Linked DNA regions of Homo sapiens: region 1 is linked to region 2. Evidence: read pairs that join two places in POLR2A ChIA-PET (ENCODE). Cell type or tissue: PC-9. All regions are shown on one strand.

Region 1 (5,000 bases), 430 kb after region 2:
TCTTTCCTGCCTGCCAGCTCTGAAGAGAGCAGCTGATTCTGACAAGGGATTCTCACAGCACAGCGCACCAGATCTGTTAAGGGACAGACTGCCTTCTCAAGTGGGTCCCTGACCCCCATGCCTCCTGACTAGGAGAGGCCTCCCAACAAGGGTTGACACAGACACCTCATACAGGAGAGCTCTGACTGGCATTAGGCCAGTGCCCCTCTGGGATGAAGCTTCCAGAGAAAGGAGCAGACAGCAATGTTTGCTGTTCTGTAGACTCTACTGGTAATACCCAGGCAAACAGGGTCTGGAGTGGACCTCCAGCAAACTGCAGCAGACCTGCAGAAGAAGGGCCTGTTAGAAGAAAAACTAATAAACAGAAAGCAATAACGTCATCAAGACAGACCCCCATGCAAAAAACCCCATCCAAGTCATCAGCCTCAAAGATCAAAGGTAGATAAATTCTTGAAGATGAGGAAAAGTCAGCACAAAAATGTTGAAAATTCCAAAAACCAGAGTGCTTCTTCTCCAAATGATCACAACTCCTCTCCAGCAAGGGCACAAAACTGGACTGAGAATGAGATTGACAAATTGACAGAAGCAGGCTTCAGAAGGTGGGTAATAAACTCTTCTGAGCTAAAGGAGCATGTTTTAACCCAGTGCAATGAGGCCAAGAATCTTGATAAAAGGTTACAGGAATTGCTAACTAGAAGAACCAGTTTAGCGAAGAACATAAATGACCTGGGGGAGCTGAAAAAACAGCATGAGAACTTTGTGAAGCATACACAAACATCAGTAGCCAAATCAAATTAAGCAGAAGAAAAGATATGAGACTGAAGATCACCTTACTGAAAAATAAGGTGTGAAGACAAGATTAGGGAAAAAAGAATGAAAAGGAATGAACAAAGCCTCCAAGAAATATGGGACTATGTCAAAAGACCAAACCTATGTTTGACTGGGGTACATGAAAGTGACAGGGAGAATGGAACCAAGTTGGGAAACACACTTCAGGATATTATCCAGGAGAATTTCCCCAACCTAGCAAGACAGGCCAACATTGAAATTCAGAAAATACAGAGGCCACCACTAAGATACTCGAGAAGAACAACCTCAAGATACATAAGCATCAGACTCTCCAAGGTTAAAATGAAGGAAAAACTATTAAGGGCAGCCAGAGAGAAAGGTCAGGTTACCTACAAAGGGAAGCCGATCAGACTAACAGCAGATCTCTCTGCAGAAACTCTGCAAGCTGGAAGAGTGGGGCCCAATATTCAACACTCTTAAAAGAATTTGACCTAGAATTTCATATCCAGCCAAACTAAGCTTCATAAGCTGAGATATAAAATCCTTTACAGACAAGCAAATGCTGAAGGATTTTGTCACCACCAGGCCTGCCTTACAAGAGCTCCTGAAGGAAGCACTAAATATGGAAAGGAAAAACCAGCACCAGCCACTGCAAAAGTACACCAAAATATAAAGACCAATGACACTATGAAGAAACTGCAACTAACATGCAAAATAACCAGCTAGCATTATGATAACAGGATCAAATTCACACAGAACAATATTAACCTTAAATTTAAATGGGCTAAATGCCCCAATTAAAAGATACAGACTGGCAAATTGGATAGTCAAGACCTATCGGTGTGCTGTATTCAGGAGACCTAGTTCATATGCAAAGACACACATTCGTTCAAGAGAAAGGGATGGAGGAATATTTACCAAGCAAATGGAAAACAAAAAAGCAGGGGTTGCAATCCTAGTCTCTGATAAAACAGACTTTAAACCAACAAAGATCAAAAAAGATAAGGGCATTACATAAAGTTTACATTTATGTCATCAGTCCAACAAGAGCAGCTAACTCTCCTAAATATATATGCACCCAATTCAAGAGCACGTAGATTCATAAAACAAGTTCTTAGAGACCTACAAAGAGACTTAGACTCCCACACAATAATGGGAGACTTCAATACCCCACTATCAATATTAGACTGATCAACGAAACAGAAAATGAAGATATTCAGGACCTGAACTCAGCTTTGGACCAAGTGGACCTAATAGACATCTACAGAATCCTCTGCCACAAATCAATATACATGATTCTCAGCAACACACAGCACTTATTCTAAAATTGACCACATAATTGGAAGTAAAACACTCCTCAGCAAATGCAAAAGAATGGAAATCGTAAGTCTCAGACCACAGTGGAATCAAATTAGAACTCAGGATTAAAAAACTCAAAACCACACAACTGCATGGAAATTGAACAACCTGTTCCTGAATGACTACTGGGTAAATAATGAAATTAAGGCAGAAATAAAGTTTTTTGAAATCAATGAGAACAAAGACAACATACCAGGATCTGTGGGACACAGCTAAAGCAGTGTTAAGAGGGACATTTATAGCACTAAATACCCACATCAGAAAGCTGGAAAGATCTGAAATTGAGATCCTAACATCAAAATTAAAAGAACTTCAGAAGCAAGAGCAAACAAACTCAAATGCTAGCAGACAAGAAATAACTAAGGTCAGAGCAGAACTGAAGTAGAGACACTAAAAACACTTCAAAAAAAAAAAAAAAAAAACCAGCTCCTGATTTACTAAAGAGATTAACAAAATAGAACACTAGCTAGACTTTAATAAAGAGAAGAATCAAATAGACAATACACGATAAAGGGAATATCACCACTGATCCCACAGGAATACAAACTACCATCAGAGAATACTATAAACACCTCTATGCAAACTAGAAAATCTAGAGAAATGGATAAATTCCTGGACACTTACACCCTCCCAAGACTAAAACAGCAAGAAGTCAAATCCCTGAGTAGACCAATTAACAAGTTCTGAAATTGAGACAGTAATTAATAGTCTACCAACCAAAAAAAGCCCAGGACCAGATGTATTCACAGCCGAATTCTTCCAGAGGTACAAAGAGAAGCTGGTACCATTCCTTCTGAAACTACTCCAAGTAGAAAAAAAAGGACTCCTCCCTAACTCATTTTATGAGGACAGCATCATCCTGATGCCAAAAACCTGGCAGAAACACAACAAAAAGAAAATTTCGGGCCAGTATCCCTGATGAACATTGATGCAAAAATCCTCAATAAAATATTGGCAAACTGAATCCAGCAGCACATCAAAAAAGCTTATCCACCACGATCAAGTTGGCTTCATCCCTGGGATGCAAGGGTGGTTCAACATTGATTTATGCAAATCAATAAACATAATTCATCAAATAAACAGAACCAATGACAAAAACCAGATGATTATCTCAATAGATGTGGAAAAGGCCCTTGAAAAAATTCAACATCCTTCATGCTAAAATCTCTCGAACTAAGTATTGATGAAACATATCTCAAGATAAGAGCTATAACAACCCATAGCCAATATAATACTGAATGAGCAAAAGCTGGAAGCATCCCCCTTTGAAAACTGGCACAAGACAAGGATGCTGTCTCTCATCACTCCTATTCAACATAGTATTGGAAGTTCTGGCTAGGGCAATCAGGCAAGAGGAAGAAAAACGGTATTCAAATAGAAAAGAAGTCAAATTGTCTGTTTGCAGATGACATGATTGTGAATTTAGAAAACCCCATAGTCTCAGCCTCAAAACTCCTTAAGCTGGTAAGCAACTTCAGCAAAGTCTCAGGATACAAAATCAATGTGCAAAAATCACAAGCATTCCTATACACCAATAATAGACAAGCAGAGAGCCAAATCATGAATGAACTCCCATTCACAATTGCTACAAAGAGAATAAAATACCTAGGAATCCAACTTACAAGGGATGTGAAGGACCTCTTCAAGGAGAACTACAAACCAATGCTCAATGAAATGAGAGGGTACAAATAAATGGAAACACATTCCATGCTCATGGATAAGAAGAATCAGTATCATAAAAATGGCTATACTGCCCAAAGTAATTTATAGATTCAATGCTATTCCCATCAAGCTACCATTGACTTTCTTCACAGAATTAGAAAAAACTTTAAATTTCATATGGAACCAAAAAAGAGCCCATATCACCACGACAATCCTAAGAAACACCACACACCACACACCACACACAGCTGGAGGCATCATGCTACCTGACTTCAAACTATACTGCAAAGCTACAATAACCAAAACAGCATGGTACTGGTACCAAAACAGATGTATAGGCCAATGTAACAGAACAGAGGACTCAAATACCACCACACATCTACAACCATCTGACCTTCAAACAAACCTGACAAAAACAAGCAATGGGGAAAGGATTCCCTATTTAATAAGTGGTGCTGGGAAAACTGGCTAGCCATATGCAGAAAACTGAAACTGTACTCCTTCCTTACACCTCATACAAAAATTAACTCAAGATGGATTAAAAACTTTAGAAGAAAACCTAGGCAATACCATTCAGGACATAAGCATAGGCAAAGACTTCATGACAAGAACACCAAAAGCAATGGCAACAAAAGCCAAAATTGACAAATGGGATTAATTTAACTAGAAGGGCTTCTGCACAGCAAAAGAAACTATCAGAGTGAACAGGCAAACTACAGAATGGGAGAAAATTTTTGCAATCTACCATCTGACAAAGGACTAATATCCAGAATCTACAGGGAACTTAAATTTACAAGAAAAAACCCAACCCCATGAAGAAGTGGGCAAACGATATGAACAGACACTTCTGAGAAGACATTTATGAGGCCAAACACGAAAAATAGCTCATTACTGGTCGTTAGAGAAACGCAAATCAAAACCACAATGAGATACAATCGCACACCAGTTAGACTGGCGATTTTTAAAAAGTCAGGAAACAACAGATGCTGGAGAGGATGTGGAGAAGTAGGAATGCTTTTACACTGTTGGTGGGAGTGTAGATTAGTTCAACCATCATGGAAGACAGTGTGGCAATTCCTCAAGCATCTAGAACCAGAAATACCATTTGACCCAGCAATCCCATTACTGGGTATATACCCAAAGGATGATAAAGTCATTCTACTAGAAAGACACACGCATATGTATGTTTA
Region 2 (5,000 bases):
CCTCCCTGTAGGAGTTTAATTTGAAAGTCAACGTGTGAGTTCAATGCATGTACGATGTTACATTTACATTTACTACATTTATCTACATTTACTACAGTGACTTAAAGTAGCTGCTTTCCTGGCAGATTGTAGCTTTGGGACTAGTACCTGATAATCTCCTTTTCTTTAGGTATGGTATAAGAAACAGTTTACTTATTGCCCCGATGCCTACAGCTTCCACTGCTCAGATCCTGGGGAATAATGAGTCCATTGAACCTTACACCAGCAACATCTATACTCGCAGAGTCTTGTCAGGAGAATTTCAGGTGAGCAGTTCACAACCAGCCTTACAGGGAGATCTTTCAAAAGCCTGATGTTGGGAGTAAATGCTCACTCATGTTTAATTTGCCCATTTTCTTAGTTTGGGTGCAAACTTTGATAAAGACAGTCATCTTCATCTCTAATATTATTATTTGTTATTAATATTTCAGCACAATAGGCATTTAATAAATAATCTGTTGAAAGAATGAGTGAATGAGGGTCGAGTATGAAAGTAAGTTGTTGATAGTTAAACATGATGTTTAACCATTATGTAATCATAGTGATATATTCTATAACTTCTCCCAGATGCTTAAGTTAGGATACTCAAAATGTATAAAGAAGTATCATTTAAGGCAGTGGTTCTCAGACTTGGTTACCAATTAGAATTTATGGTGGGTGAGACCAGTGGTTTTTTCTTTGTTTTTAAGGTTCCCAGGTAATTCTTATGTGTAGCTAGGGTTGAGAACCTCAATTTAAAAGACTATTTGTGAATTTCCAGATATCTTGAAGTAAAGTTCTGTAAAGTTCGAGAAGGATACGTTTCCAATTTTTTTAACCTAAGTATTTATAGATTTACCCATCTTAGGCGCTATTCTTTTCACTTTTGCAAACGCCATATGTTTCTTTTTTAATGAAAATATTTTTTCAGCTTTATTAAGGTATAATTGACAATAAAAATTGTGTATAAAACCAAGGTATACAGTGTAATGATTAGATATGTGTATATATTATATAACGATTACCACACCACAATGTTTTTGTTGTCGATACTGTTTTTGAGAAAATGTCTCACTTTGTCACCCAGGCTGGAGTGCAGTGGCATGATCTTGGCTCACTGCAGCCTCTGCCTCCTGGGTTCAAGCAATTCTCATGCCTCAGCCTCCTGAGTAGCTGGGATTACAGGCATGCTGCGCCACCATGCCTGGCTAATTATATTGTTTCTTGAATAACAGATGTCAAGATCTTAAAGGAATATAGCTTTCGTGTGGTGGCATTGATGTCTCGTCTTTATAAAAGATAGAATTTACCAAGCAATCTAGCATTAAATAACTCTTAAGTGATTTTAGTTTAAGCTTCAAAGCTGTAGTCTTTTCTAAGCAGTCACTGTTATTTATTTCTTCATACATTTTCTGCTTTTCCATTCAGATTGTAAATCCTCACTTATTGAAAGATCTTACCGAGCGGGGCCTATGGCATGAAGAGATGAAAAACCAGATTATTGCATGCAATGGCTCTATTCAGGTATAGAATGAAAATGAAGTGTGCTCTGCAGGGGCTGAGTTGGACATTGTGGTACCTCCTCACTCATGCTAGACAATGGAGAGAATGACTTCATTGTGTTCATCTAGGTTTTGCTTGTGTAGCTCTGTTCACCTCTGCATTGTTGTGCTAGGATTGTACACATCTTTACATAACCCTTACCATCTTGTTTTTATGCAATAATATAAAAAAGTAGTTCTCAATTTTTCTGCATCTTAGAATCAACTGGGGAGCTTTTAAAATCCTGAAGCTTAGGTTGCATTCCTTACCAATTAAATGTCTAGGAACAGGAACCAGACATCAATTTTTTTTTTTTTTTTTTTTTTTTGAGACGAAGTCTCTGTCGCCCAGGCTGGAGTGCAGTGGTGGAATCATGGCTCACTGCAACCTCTGCCTCCTAGGTTCAAGCGATTCTCCTGCCTCAGCCTCCCAAGTAGCTGGGATTACAGGTGCCTGCCACCACGCCCGGCTGTTTTTTGTATTTTTAGTAGAGACAGGGTTTCACCATATTGGCCAGGCTCCTGACCTCAGGTGATCCGCCTGCCTTGGCCTCCCAGGGTGCTAGGATTACATGCATGAGCCACCGTGCCTGGCCTCAGACATCAATAATTTTTAAAGATTCTTTTGGTGATTCCAAAGTATATCAAAATTTGGGGGATCATAGATAGAAAGACTGAAATTAAGAGAGTCAAGCTTAATTAAAAATCATGGTTGACGACTGATAGTCCAAAAGACAGAGTCACAAATCGTGTAAATATTTGCAACTAAGAGTCAAGAGGCATTTATTTGCAGATAGAGGTGTCTGGCTAAATGTTGGTCTGCTTAGCAACACAGATGAAGAGTCCTATAACAGTTCCATATTTAATGACAGAAACTGTAGCATTAGCCAGTCTGTGTGTTTTAATGAAAGTTAACCCTAGGCCTAAGAAAACCTGATTTTGGATTCCAAAGGGAGTTTGAAATCCTAGCTTATTTAAAGGGTTTTATCTCATTGCTTCCCTTGGTCCCTGTGAATTACAGCCCTTATTTTTTGTGTTTTCTGCAAAACTCAAGGGTCATTTATTGCTGCTTAGCTCTGACTTTTCCTTTCTTTAAGTGCCTCTAGAAGAATGAATGTTTGGGTCATAAATCAATTAAAAAATTAAAAAATTGGTTTATGACCAACAAAAAAGGGATGCTGAAATTACTATCACCAGATTGATATTTGGTTGGTTAGATGGGGGTTTTGTTCAACTTTCTAAATAGTCTTGGTAAACTTGATAAGGATCATATCATATGATACTGAATGGTAAGGTCAGATCTGGCAGGAAGTAAAATGAAGATCAAAGCTTGTGTCACTATTCTATTAATCATACACTGCTTTCTTTAACTGGAGTAAAGTAAACATTGGGTTTTCCTTCTTTAGAGCATACCAGAAATTCCTGATGACCTGAAGCAACTTTATAAAACTGTGTGGGAAATCTCTCAGAAAACTGTTCTCAAGATGGCAGCTGAGAGAGGTGCTTTCATTGATCAAAGCCAATCTTTGAACATCCACATTGCTGAGCCTAACTATGGCAAACTCACTAGTATGCACTTCTACGGCTGGAAGCAGGTTGGTAGAGAATATCAAGGAGTACTTAATTGCCAGCTTGAGATATTTTGGCATTGGAATGATTTTATGTTTTAGCCACCTATTAAATATTATCACCTAGAAGTTCTTTAAGTTCAAATCCAGAACGTTAAAACCAACCCATGGTTTTTGTACCAGAACAGGGTCTTGCCTTGGATTTTCTTGTTTCTGTTAGGTTTATTTCCTTCTTAGGTTTGAAACCTTGTAGTTACCTGTGATGCTTTCCTTCCTTTACTGTCCGTACAATTACCAAGTTGTGTTGATTGTTCCTTTGTATTATTTCTTAAATATCTTCCTTCCTTTTCTGCTGCTGTTATTCTAAACTGACCTTATTGCTTCTAGGATCTCTGCTCCCAGCCATTTTGTGTGCATTACCACCATTCCTCAGATAAAACTTTGCACACGTCAACCCGCTATTCAAAAACATCCATTGTTTTCTCACTTTATAAAGTGAAAGCCAGCTTACTTAGCTAGTCGTTGCCAGCTGTAAAGTCTGGTGATTTTGGATTATGTTCTTATTCCCTGATAATGTATTGGGTATTTAAGTAGAATTATAAATTTGTTTTTTAATTTAACATTTATTGAACATCTAGTATGTGCCAGGACTGAGGATACTGAATAGAAGATGATGATCTTTATCTTTGAAGTCTTATAGTCTGTTGTTACACAGAGACACAGTCTAGCTCTCTAAACAGTTATAACCTAAGGCAGACATATTGTCTTGGGCAAACCTGGAAGTCATATGCATAAAAACAAAGACAAAAGAATAAAAATGTTTGACCTTTCCAAAGAGATAAGCCTGTTTTAGGAGTGAAAAGAACAGGATATTTCTGTCTGACTCACAAAGCATTTTTGAGAGTACTCCTAGAGGAGATAGAATTCCAAGTTTAAAAAAAGTTTGATCTGGTTCATGGGAATGTATTTTATTTTATGTATGTATGTATGTATTTTGAGACAGAGACTCACTCTGTTGCCCCGGCTGGAGTACAGCGGCATGATCTTGGCTCACTGCAACCTCTGTCCTGGGTTCAAGTGATTCTCATGTCTTAGCCTCCTGAGTAGCTAGGATCACAGGTGTGTGCCAACACACCTGGCTAATTTTTGTATTTTTATTAGAGATGGGGTTTTGCCATGTTGGCCAGGCTGGTCTCAAACTCCTGGCCTCAAGCAATTCACCTGCCTCGGCCTCCCAAAGTGCTCGAATTACAGGTGTGAGCCACTGTGCCTGGCCAGGAATGTATTTTATTTTATTTTAATATTATTGTTTTATTTTATTTTATACTTTTTTAGACGGAGTCTCGCTCTGTTGCCCAGGCTGGAGTGCAATGATACAGTCTTGGCTCACTGCAACCTCAGCCTCCTGAGTAGCTGAAATTTATAGGCATGTACTACCCCTCTTGGGGGATTACAGGCATGAGCCACAGCGCCCAGCCAGGAATGTATTTTTTTGTTTGTTTGTTTGTTTGTTTTTTCTTTTTATTTATTTATTTATTTATTTTTATTGATCATTCTTGGGTGTTTCTCACAGAGGGGGATTTGGCAGGGTCATAGGACAATAGTAGAGGGAGGGTCAGCAGATAAACAAGTGAACAAAGGTCTCTGGTTTTCCTAGGCAGAGGACCCTGCGGCCTTCCGCAGTGTTTGTGTCCCTGGGTACTTGAGATTAGGGAGTGGTGATGACTCTTAACGAGCATGCTGCCTTCAAGCATCTGTTTAACAAAGCACATCTTGCACCGCCCTTAATCCATTTAACCCTGAGTGGACACAGCACATGTTTCAGAGAGCACAGGGTTGGGGGTAAGGTCACTGATCAACAGGCTCACAAGGC

The links. ChIA-PET counts read pairs that join two places held together with the same protein. Peaks named below come from ENCODE experiments on the same cell type or tissue, not always from the same donor. Only the 100,000 strongest peaks of a DNase experiment are listed, where the experiment ranks them.
Region 1: POLR2A ChIA-PET joins it to region 2 with 12 read pairs; 1 of 35 experiments calls an interaction of 5 or more read pairs at or near these places.

What each region holds. Positions count from the first base shown.
Region 1 is chr11:4,559,980-4,564,979 of GRCh38, forward strand. No RefSeq gene overlaps it. Among named protein-coding and RNA genes, the nearest start is that of C11orf40, 15 kb to the right of the region's middle. In PC-9, no CTCF peak of the experiment used is centred here; a DNase peak (open chromatin) is centred at 702; H3K27ac peaks cover 381 bases.
Region 2 is chr11:4,132,117-4,137,116 of GRCh38, forward strand. It overlaps RRM1 (ribonucleotide reductase catalytic subunit M1), which reads left to right. Exons shown (of 19, transcript NM_001033.5): 16 at 170-305; 17 at 1,447-1,542; 18 at 2,966-3,154. Among named protein-coding and RNA genes, the nearest start is that of RRM1, 40 kb to the left of the region's middle. In PC-9, no CTCF peak of the experiment used is centred here; a DNase peak (open chromatin) is centred at 2,935; H3K27ac peaks cover 1,289 bases.